Regions from separate parts of the Homo sapiens genome. Here region 2 is linked to region 1. The links are chromatin loops, found by intact Hi-C in ENCODE. Cell type or tissue: psoas muscle. All regions are shown on one strand. Links, peaks and the distances in the headings refer to the core of each region. The heading gives the core; the rest is flanking DNA. Region 1 has its middle 9.2 kb from the start of ULK2. Region 2 overlaps AKAP10 (A-kinase anchoring protein 10).

Region 1 (5,387 bases), core at 158-5,157:
GGAGCAGAACATCAGAGTTGTCCCGCATTGAGCCAAAATGTCACGCCTCACTCAGCAACCTGGTGGGGCCACCCAGGCCCCTGACAGGGCGGTGAGGCTGCTCTGCTGCTGAGGCCAGGAGGAGTTGACTGCTGGACGTTTACTGTGCTACCACAGCCTCGCAGCATGTTCGTCCTCCAGGGAAGGTCTGGGCAGCATGTCCCCAAGGCTACTGCAACAACTTTCGGGAACACTTGGAAGTCAAGCCGTAATTTTCTACCATTATCAATGCCACATCTATTATTTCATATTAAAATATTTTAATAATGTACTTAAATGCAAATTTTAAGACTTTAAAGATTATTTAGTGTGTCCTGTGAATTATGTGGAACTGGCAGAAAAAATATCTGAAAGCATCTATTAAATTTTTTTTTTCCTGTGACTCGGCCCGGCGTGTAATCACAGCACTTGGGAGGCTGAGGTGGGTGGATCACCTGAGACCAGGAGTTCAAGACCAGCCTGACCAACATAGTGAAGCCCTATCTCTACTAAAAATACAAAAATTAGCTGGGTGTGGTAGCGAATGCCTGTAATCCCATCTACTTGGGAGGCTGAGGTGGGAGAATCACTTGAACCCGGTAGGCGGAGGTTACAGTCAGCCGAAATCACCCCACTGCACTTCAGCCTGGGAGAAAGAGCAAGACTCAGTCTCAAAAAAAAAAAAGGAATCCATCCTGATTTAGAAAGTTTAATAAAAACATAAAAACTGTAACATGGGAGTGGCTAAATAATAAATAAATGAAACTTTTTAAGGGTCTGGTTTTAATAAATGATTTATAATAGAAAATTCAATTTTTTCTCTCTTTTTTTTTTCCAGGAGGCTGAGGCATGAGAATCGTTTGAACCCAGGAGACAGAGGGCCACCAGGCCCAGCTGATTTTTTTTTTGTCTTTCTAGTAGAGACGGCAGTTTCGCCATGTTGGCCAGGCTGGTCTCAAACTTCTGACCTCAGGTGATCCACCCACCTTGGCCTCCCACAGTACTGGGATTACAGGCATGAGGCACTGTGCCCGGCCAAAAATTTCTCTCTCTTTTTTTTAAATCAGGTTATCACTCTGTTACCCAGGCCGGAGGGCAGTGAGTGGTACAATCACAGCTCACTGCAGTCTTGACCTCCTGAGCTCAAGCAATCCTCCCACCTTGGGTAGCTGGAAGCACAGACATGAGCCGCTGTGCTGGGCTACTTTAAAAAATTTTTTTAGAGATGGGGTCTCACTTGTTGCCCAGGCTGGTCTCAAACTTCTGGGCTCAAGGGATACTCCTGCCTCAAATTGCTGAGCTTACAGGTGTGAGCCACCACACCTGGCCAATTTCTGTTTTTAATTTCTGATACATTATGCATATGTCAATAGGTCTAGCCTACATAAACCAAAGCTCTTTGGGATTCTCAAAACATTTTCAGGGTGTGAAGGGTTTCTGAGATGAAAGGTTTGAGAACTGCTCCACTAGTCCAAGCTCAAGCTAGTGCCGTAAGAGGCCAGGCTTCATCTACACTGTGCTGTTTGCAGTAAAGTAGGTTCAGTTCCAAATTGTGCCACATCCTGGCTGTAGGACCTTAGGCTTTCCTTCACCTCTCTGGGCCTCTGTGCCATCTGTAGAAATGGAGATGATGATGTTTAGTGACTGCTGGTGGCAGACAGAGATAGAGACAAGTTCACTGACTTGTGAAACATTGGTGGGACAGTCAGGAGGTCCTGATGATGTATTATGAAGATGAGAGTAAAGAGTTGGTGGCCGGCGGCAGTGGCTCACTCCTGTAATCCCAGCACTTTGGGAGGCCAAGGCGGATGCATCACCTGAGGTCAGGAGTTCAAGATCAGCCTGGCCAACATGGTGAAACCCCGTCTCTACTAAAAATACCAAAATTACCTGGGCGTGGTGGCACGCGCCTGTAATCCCAGCTACTTAGGAGACTGAGGCAGGAGAATCGGTTGAACCCGGGAGGCAGAGGTTGCAGGAGCCGAGACCGTGCCATTGCACTCCAGTCTGGGCAACAAAAGGGAAACTCTGTCTCAAAAATAAATAAATAGATAAAAATAAAGCATTGATTTTTCTGATTTATTACAAAGACAGACCTATCTCTTGATATTACTCCCAAGGCTATTCTTTCCGTGCAGCCCCTGCAGCCCTCAGTTCCTCCTTGGAGGAGTCTATAATCAGGAGGACTGATTTCTGGCTGTTGTGTAATTGCTAACACTGGGAAACTAATATTTCCCTTTTTCTCCCTACCGTGGTGAGAATTGCTGAGCTGATATCTTCCCCCAACTCAAGAGGAAGTGAACGCCCTGCCCTGCGCAGGGGGCCCGAAGCCATCTCCTCTGCCTCTCGGGGATGTGGTAGGGATCTTGCCCGAGGTCAACCACACGGCACACACATGCCCACATGCCACGCCTCTCAGGGACGAAGCTCTTGGAGGCTGCCAGCCTTCTTCAAAGGAAGGAAGAAGCAAAACCCACCAGCAACAAGAACTAAAACTGTGTGTGTGATCTCAGTGCAGACATAGCAGAGACATCAGTAGAACCCTGAGACCAGTAGAACCCACAGCCCACAGCGCTGTGCCTTGATAGCGAGGGGGTCACCCTGAGAAGCTGCAGCCCATGTCCTCCCTAAGGCTTCACAACGGGTTGCCTGCTCTAGAGAAACCACCTCAGTTGGGATGCAGAACTTGGCCTGGCAGGTCCATGAACCTGATTTCATGAGCACCCAGAGATCAGGGTGAGAGTCTCTCTCAAGAGGAGTTCACATGAATCACAATCCTAGAGGCTGTGACATATATCCCAGAAGCCGAATGTATTGATTTGTGAGGGAAAGTTTCAGCTGTTAAAAACTAAACCAGAAAAAGCATTTGACAAAATCCAACATTCATTTCTGATTAAAGGTGAACTTCTCCCAACTTTGACATCTGTCCAAACCCATAGTACGTCTATCACCAAGAGAAAACACTAATGTAAAAACCCTCCTGTAAACGGTGGACTTCAGGTGATTAGAGTGTGCCAGTGTAGCCTGATGGATTGTGACCAATGCAGCACTCTGATGGGGGATGTTGACAGTGGGGAAGACTGTGCATGCAGTGGGGGCAGGGAGTGTGTGGGAACTTGCTGTACTTTCTGCTCAATTTTGCTGTGAACCTAAAACTGCTTTAAAAAGTAAAGTCCTAAAAAATGCTCAGCACCACTAATTATCAGCAAAATGCACATTAAAACCACAATGAGATATCATCTCACACCAGTCAGAATGGCTATTATTAAACGGACAAAAAATAACAGATGTTGGTGAGGCTGCAGAGAGAAGGGAACTCTTATATGCCGTTGGTAGGAATGTAAATTAGTACAGCCTCTGTGGAAAACGATGTGAAGATCTCTCACAAACTGAAAATAGAACCATAATGTCATTCAATCCAGCAGTCCCTCTATGGGTATCTACCCAAACGAAAAGAAATTAGTGTATCAAAGGGATACTTGCACTTGTATGTTTATCGCAGCATTATTCACAATAGCAAAGATACAAAATCAACCTAAGTGTCCATCAACAGGTGAATGAATAAAGAAAGTGTGGTGCATATACACAATGGAATATCATTCAGCCATTAGAAGAATGAAATTATTGGCCGGGTGCGGTGGCTCACGCCTGTAATCCCAACACTTTGGGAGGCTGAGGAGGGCGGATCATGAGGTCAGGAGTTCGAGACCAGCCTGACCAACATGGTGAAACCTCATCTTTACTAAAAATACAAGAACAATTCACCAGGCATGGTGGTGCATGCCTGTAATCCCAGCTACTCAGGAGACTGAGGCAGGAGAATCACTTGAACCCAGGAGGCAGAGGTTGCCGTGAGCAAAGATCGAGCCACTGCACTCCAGCTTGGGTGACAGAGGGAGACTCCGTCTCAAAAAAAAAAAAATGAAATTATGTTTTTGGCAGCATCATGGGTAGAAATGGAGGTCAGTCATTATCTTAAGTGAAACAAGACAGGTACAGAAAATAAAATACTGCATGTTCTCACTCATAAGTGGGTACTAAGAAATGTGTGCACATGGACGTAGAGTAGAATGCTAGACAATGGAGACTCAGAAGGGTGAGGAGCTGCGAGGGGGAGGGGTGGATGATAAGAAATTAGTTAAAGGGTGCAATGTACCTGATGGGTGCACTAAAAGCCCTGACTTGACCACTGGGGAATCTATGCATGCAACAAAATTGCACGTGTACCCAATACATTTGTACAAATCGAAATAAAAGTAACTAAAAAGATAAAAATAAAGTCTTTAAAAGGAAAAGAGTAACCCAGATTATGTTGTTCTTTGTTAAAAACCCTACAAAGTCCTCTCATCCAATCAAAGGAAAGTCCTTAACAATAACCTGCAAGACCCTTCACCATCTGGCCTGTTTCCCATGTGTCCACATCTCATGTCACCTTCCCCCAGTTTGCCTGGCCTCCTGCTTCAGGGCTCCTAAACATGCTGTTTCTTCCTCTGGGAATGCTCTCACTCTATCTGCAAGGATCACGCCCTCACTTCCTTCAGGTCTTTACTGAGATGTCACCTGCTCAGTGAGGCTATCCCTGGCCTCCTTTTGTCAAGTTGTATTCCTCCCTCTACAATTCCTATCTCCCTTTCCAGGTTTCATTTTCTCCTTCGTACCCATCACCAGCTAACATCCTACCTAGTTTGTTTGTTTGATGGTCAGCTTCCTCCACTAGAGAATACATTTCTTGAGAACAGGGGTTTTGTCAGTTATTTCTATTATTATTTTAATATATATATTAAAATTGTAAATATGAATATAAAATACATATATTATATATATGTATATGTATTTCAGAGAGAGGGTCTCACTCTGTTGCCCAGGCTCTGAACTCAAGTGATCCTACTGCCTTCTCCTCCCAAAGGGTGCCAGGATTACAGGCTCAAGCCACTGCACCTGGCTACTTTGTCAATTTTGTTCACTCCTAAATACTTGTTGAATGAATGAATAGATGAACTGTCTGGTGGGCTAAAATGCTGGTAACAGTAAGTAGCTCCTCACATACCCTCAGCTCTGCAAAGCCACCTGGGAAGCCATAGATTCAGGGGTACTGAGTAAGCTGGAATCTGAGCCCAGGGTGTCTGCTGACCTCGGGCAATGCCGTTGAAGGCATCACCCTTGGCAAGGCAATACTCTCTCTCCCCATATTGTCTCCTTGACTCTGCCTTTTCATTCTTCCAGGGCTCTCAGCCCCTTTCTGATTAGTACACTCTTTACTCCCCCACCTCCCTCTTTTCCCCCTTGCTTCCTTTCATTTTTTTCTTCCTTTCTTTCGAAAGGGTCCCACTCTGTTGCCCAGGCTAGAGTACAGTGGTGTGATCATAGCT
Region 2 (5,387 bases), core at 160-5,159, 68 kb after region 1:
AAATATGTTATTTAGTCTTTGCCCAGTTTTTTTTTTTTCCTTTTTCTTCTGAGACAAGGTCTCACTTTGTCACCCAAGCCGGAGTCAGTGGCACGATCATGGCTCACTGCTGCCTTCAACTCCAGGGCTCAGTGATCCTCAGCCTTCTGAGTAGCTGAGACTACAGACAAGAGCTATTACGCCTGGCCAATTTTTAAATTTTTTGTAAGGGGGTCTCACTATGTTGACCAGGCTGGTTTTGATCTCATGGCCTGAAACGATCCTCCTGCCTCAGCCTCCCAAAGTGCTGGGATTACAGGCCTGAGACATTGCAACTGGCCTTTAGCCAGTTTCTTAGCATACAGCGCCTAAAATTCATGGAATCTCTGGATTCTTTTGAAGGCTAATGAGATGACTTGTGGCTGTGGCCTCTAAAGAGCTTTAGGATGAGGGCTAATCACCAGAAAGACCAAGGCAGAATTACACGTTTGGGACTTTCAGCCCTACCCACCAACCTCCCGGGATGAGGGGGCTGAAGGTTGAGCTGATCACCAATAGCCAATGATCAATCATGCCTATATAATGAAGTCTCCACAAAAAACCCAAAAGGACAGAATGGGGAGGGGGGCTTCTGAATAGCTAAATCTGTAGAGGTTCTTGGAGGGTGGCATGACCTGGAGAGTGCATGGAAGCTCTGTGCCCCTCTCCCATACCTTGCCCATGCATCTCTTCCATCTGCCTGTTCAATCTGTATCCTTTGTAATATCCTTTATAATAAATGGGTAAATATATGTAAAGCATTTCCCTGAGTTCTGAGAGCTGCTCTAGCAAATTTATTGAACCCAAGGAGGGGACTGTGGGAACTCCAATTTATAGAAGGTCAGTCAGAAGCACAGGCCACAACTTGTACTTGAGACTGGCATCTGAAGTGGAGGCAGTCTTGTGGGACAGAGTCCTCAATCTGTGGGATCTGATGCTATCTCCAGGTAAACAGTGTGAGAACTGAACTGACTTAGAGGACACCCAGTTGGTGTTCACTGAACAATCATCTGCAGAATTGGTAGCTGACAGGGAAAAAACCCCACACAACTAGAGTCATGGAAGGGTTCTGTTTTGTGAGAGTTCAGAAGGAGAAACTGAGTTTTTTTTTTTTCTACAGTACATCTCCTTTCTCAAATATTTAACACCTCTTCTATTCTCTTTGCTGAGGACTTTGCTTCCTGCTTCCTTGAGAATATAGAAGCAATCAGAAAATTATTTCCATCATCTCTCACATCTTTCAACTCACCTGCATCTCTACCCGTGTACTGCATTCTTTCCTGTGACTCTAGATAAATTGTCCTTGCTCCCATCTAAGCAATCTTCTATGTGAGCACTGGAATTCATCCCTTCTGCCTCCAGACTTCTTTCCTGTAACAACTGTCCCCTCTCCTACATCAACTTCTCCTTCACTACTGCCTCATTCCTATCAGCTGTGTGGACTGCATGTTTATATATATACCTGTTTGTATGCTATAACACACTTTATATGCTTATATATATGCCTGTAACCTCAGCACTTTGGGAGGCCAAGGTGAGTAGATCATGAGGTCAGGAGATGGAGACCATCCTGGCCAACACGGTGAAACCCCGTTTCTACTAAAATACAAAAAAAAAAATTAGCCAGGCGTGGTGGCGAGCGCCTGTAGTCCCAGCTACTTGGGAGGCTGAGGCAGGGGAATCGCTTGAACCCAGGAGGCGGAGGTTGCCGTGAGCCAAGATCACGCCACTGCACTCCAGCCTGGCGAGAGTGAGACTCCGTCTCAAAAACAAACAAACAAACAAACAAAAAATGCAGTCATGCTTTATTCCTTTTTTTCCCTCTCATACCACTCACTTCCAAACCATCAGCAAATTCTGTCAGCTGTACCTTCAAAGTTTTTAAAAATTCTACCACTTCAAACATTTGTGGAAGATGAAGGAGGTAGTGCAAGTATAGATTCTGGATCACTCTAAATCCTCACATAAAAACAGTAATTAGTTAGCAACACCAAAAATCCAAGGATTACATTTAAAACAAGACTATGCAAAGTGGGTACACAGTAAGAGCTAAAGTGAAGGCTCCTTTGAACAAAACTCACTTGAAGGACAGCTATATTAAAATAGTCCAACTGCAAGAGGAGACAAATAATTTGGACAGGATTAAGAATGGGGCTCAAGGAGGAAAAATGACTTGCCTAAAGCCACACAGGTAATTAACATCCTAAAATATATAATGATAGACACTGGGATAGAGGTTTTCTCAAATTCTTTGATCACAAAATGTTATCAACTTGATCCTTCAGAAGACTTTTCCTTCATGGGATTACATCATCATTAATTTGATTAAGCTTAAGTAAAAGAAAGAGAGTTGCAGTGTGGTTTCATTTTAAGTGTTTTATTTGACTTGAAACTGCTTCCTTTTTATCCACACGCCAGTCAGGCTATTAACTGGTACAGACTCCCCTCAAAAAAAAATCACTAGCCAACCAATTCTTCAAACAGGCAAACTCTAATCAGTCAGAACATCCCTGTTGTATTACTAGGAAAAGCTGGTCTAGGGATGATGATAGTAGCAAATTCCCACATAAAAATAGAGCAACAACACAGAAAACCTCAAATCTCATGACAACATCTGTCAGCAAAACTCAGTGAAACAGTACCCCTTAAATACAAGCAGATAGGGATAAGCCACCAACAGCCACCAGGCCTATGTTATAGCCGTTATAGGTATCTGTGTGGGAGAAAGAAAAGGAAAATGGAGCCAACATGACATGGACCCCAGAATAGCTAACTGGAAGGTACAGTGGGCCAATTTAAGAAACACAGCTGAGACTAACAGGGGTCTTGCTGTCCCCAGCAGTGAGTGAGTGCAAAGCACCCACACTAAGGATTAAAGAAGCCCAACATCGGGACAGATCTGCTAAAAGTGCAAGAACATGTCTTATTTCATAAATCACAAATACTAACTTTTTTGAAGAATAAAAATACATAATATTAGGACTTATGAGAATGTAATATTTATTGAATGAATAAATAACCTCTTTTATCTGTGAATATACGTTCACCTAAGGTCTTCCTGATAAAACACAGTAAAAGCTTTCAAACTATTTTGCTATAACCTATAAGAAATATATTTGTTGAATCAGCATACACATACATACATGTATATATAATGAAAACATTTTTCTGAAATGTTTGTCCTTACTACTCTGAGATACTTTGATTTTTTTATTCTAGTATATATATATATACACACACTAATATGTATATTATATATTAGTATATATACTAATATATAATATATACTATATATGCATATATACTAATACATATATTTTATATATATATATATTTTATATATATATATATTATATATATATATATATATATATATATATATATATATATTTTTTTTTTTTTTTTTTTTTTTTGGCAGGGGGTGAGGGCATAAGAGAAGGCTGGTCCCAACCTACAGTATGAAAAACACTGCCACAGCACAGCAGTTAAGGTATGTGAGGGTCTAGTTTCAAATCCTGACTCTGCCATATCTGAGCTGTTACCCTGGACAAAGCACTTAACTTCTCTGTGCTTCAGTTTCTTCATCTATAAAATAACTGTATTTATCCCACAAAGTTCTTTAGAAGTTAAAATGAGTCTATCCATAAAAAGTGCTTGGAATATTGTCTGGGACACAGTGAGTGTTTAATAAATGTGTACTATTTATTGATCTTGCTGTCATTGTTATTCAGGTTAAAGCCTAAGAATTTGGGTCCAACATATAAGAAAAACTTTTTTTTTTTTTTTTTTTTTAAGGTTAGCAAATTGTCTTTATTCAGAAGAATAAAGTTACGTGAAACTGGGACTGGACATGAGGCTGCCCTCCTCCTTGCACCTCCAGCTGTGCCAAATGACACAGAAATGACACTGTGTGTGGCACAATCAACTGGCAAAAAAAGGCAAGTCACAGGCCATGTGATGGCTCTGGCTAATGCAGGTAGACATCCAGGGTGCCCAGGGACGTCAGGCCCACTGAGAAGTGGGATGAAGCCCTGAGACGGAGAGGCCACCACTGAGACACCTGTCTGGCCATCCAGTTGCCCACTGGTCGTGAGACTCTTGGGCTGCAGCCCTGATGCCTAGAGACTTTGGTACCGGCTTTTAGCCTCACTGGACTTCCAACCCCAGAAGTTTCTGTCCCGCCCACTTCGTGCACTGGTGCGGGGCTGCCGGCCAGTCCATCCGGTGGTCTGTGCCGGTTAGCGTAGCCGCCCGCCGGCCCGGCTGCTCAGCAGCGGGCAGGCCTGAGCACCCGCTACACTGCAGCCCATCTGGCCCAGGCAAAGACCCTCGCACCGAATGCAGCCGAGAAACTTTTAAAGTGAGCTATAATCCGATATAAAAAATACTCAGAAAACAAATTAGGAAGGGAACTGCTAAATTCCATGTTAAGAAAAAATTATCTTAGTCAATAACGAAAATTGTCAGTTCTGTGCATTTTTTGTCATTTTTTTTTTGCCATAGTTTCAAGCACTGCTTACCTATGATGTCATTTCTCATTGCTTCTGTAATTGGTATTGGTTTAGCAGCATCTGGAGATATATATTTGGTAAAAGTATTCACTGCATCTTGTTCTATACCTGCAAGGGAAGAAGAGAACTTCAAAAACCAAAAAGCAACTTGGACTCCAGTAATGAATTATATTCATGAATAGCAGGGCTTAGATCACTGTGAGTTCCTATTGCAAAATAAACTTCCATCACAAAGGTGCTTTTTCATTGTTTGGTTTGTGGAAGAGGAGAGTTACATGGGGGTGTTCAAAGCTATGGAAAATGCATATGATGAAAAAACTATGCATGAATTTCAAAGTACTTTTACACCAAAATAAACTCATATTAACCTGTTATAACGTATCTGAACAGGATCTACTCTGAGGCACTAAGAAGGAGAAAACATCAGTTTGAAGACAGCCCCTATTGGAGCAACATGAATTCTGCTAAAATGGAAGAATAAACATCAAATTTATGGTGAAGCTTGTGTGGATGAAAGATAAAATTATTGATGCTTTACCAAAAGTTTATGGGGACAATGCCTCAAAGGACAGAGTGAGACTCCGTCTCAAAAAAAAAAAAAAAGTCAAGTATTAATAATTATGACAGAAACCACCAAAGGCGGGTGTTAAAGTGTTATTTTCCTAATGTGCTTGCTAAAGGGAAAACAGCAAATTAATATAGAGAATATCATCCGTTGATTTGATATGAAATCCTAATAAGTATGTCAAGATGAAATAAGCACACTCTTCTGTCTCTCCCATGGAATGCAACTCAAAACAATGGACAAATGCATCCAAGGACTTGGAAGCAGGTGGACTGAGAAAAGTAATCAGAACT

What was found. Peaks named below come from ENCODE experiments on the same cell type or tissue, not always from the same donor. Only the 100,000 strongest peaks of a DNase experiment are listed, where the experiment ranks them.
Region 2: a loop joins it to region 1, with 1.8 times the contacts of the local background. A loop is called at or near these places in 4 of 110 quality-filtered maps.

What each region holds. Positions count from the first base shown.
Region 1 is chr17:19,874,393-19,879,779 of GRCh38, forward strand. No RefSeq gene overlaps it. Among named protein-coding and RNA genes, the nearest start is that of ULK2, 9.2 kb to the left of the region's middle. In psoas muscle, for the core only: no CTCF peak of the experiment used is centred there; a DNase peak (open chromatin) is centred at 2,369.
Region 2 is chr17:19,942,869-19,948,255 of GRCh38, forward strand. AKAP10 (A-kinase anchoring protein 10) reads right to left here. Exons shown (of 15, transcript NM_007202.4): 5 at 4,539-4,637. Among named protein-coding and RNA genes, the nearest start is that of AKAP10, 32 kb to the right of the region's middle. In psoas muscle, for the core only: no CTCF peak of the experiment used is centred there; no DNase peak of the experiment used is centred there.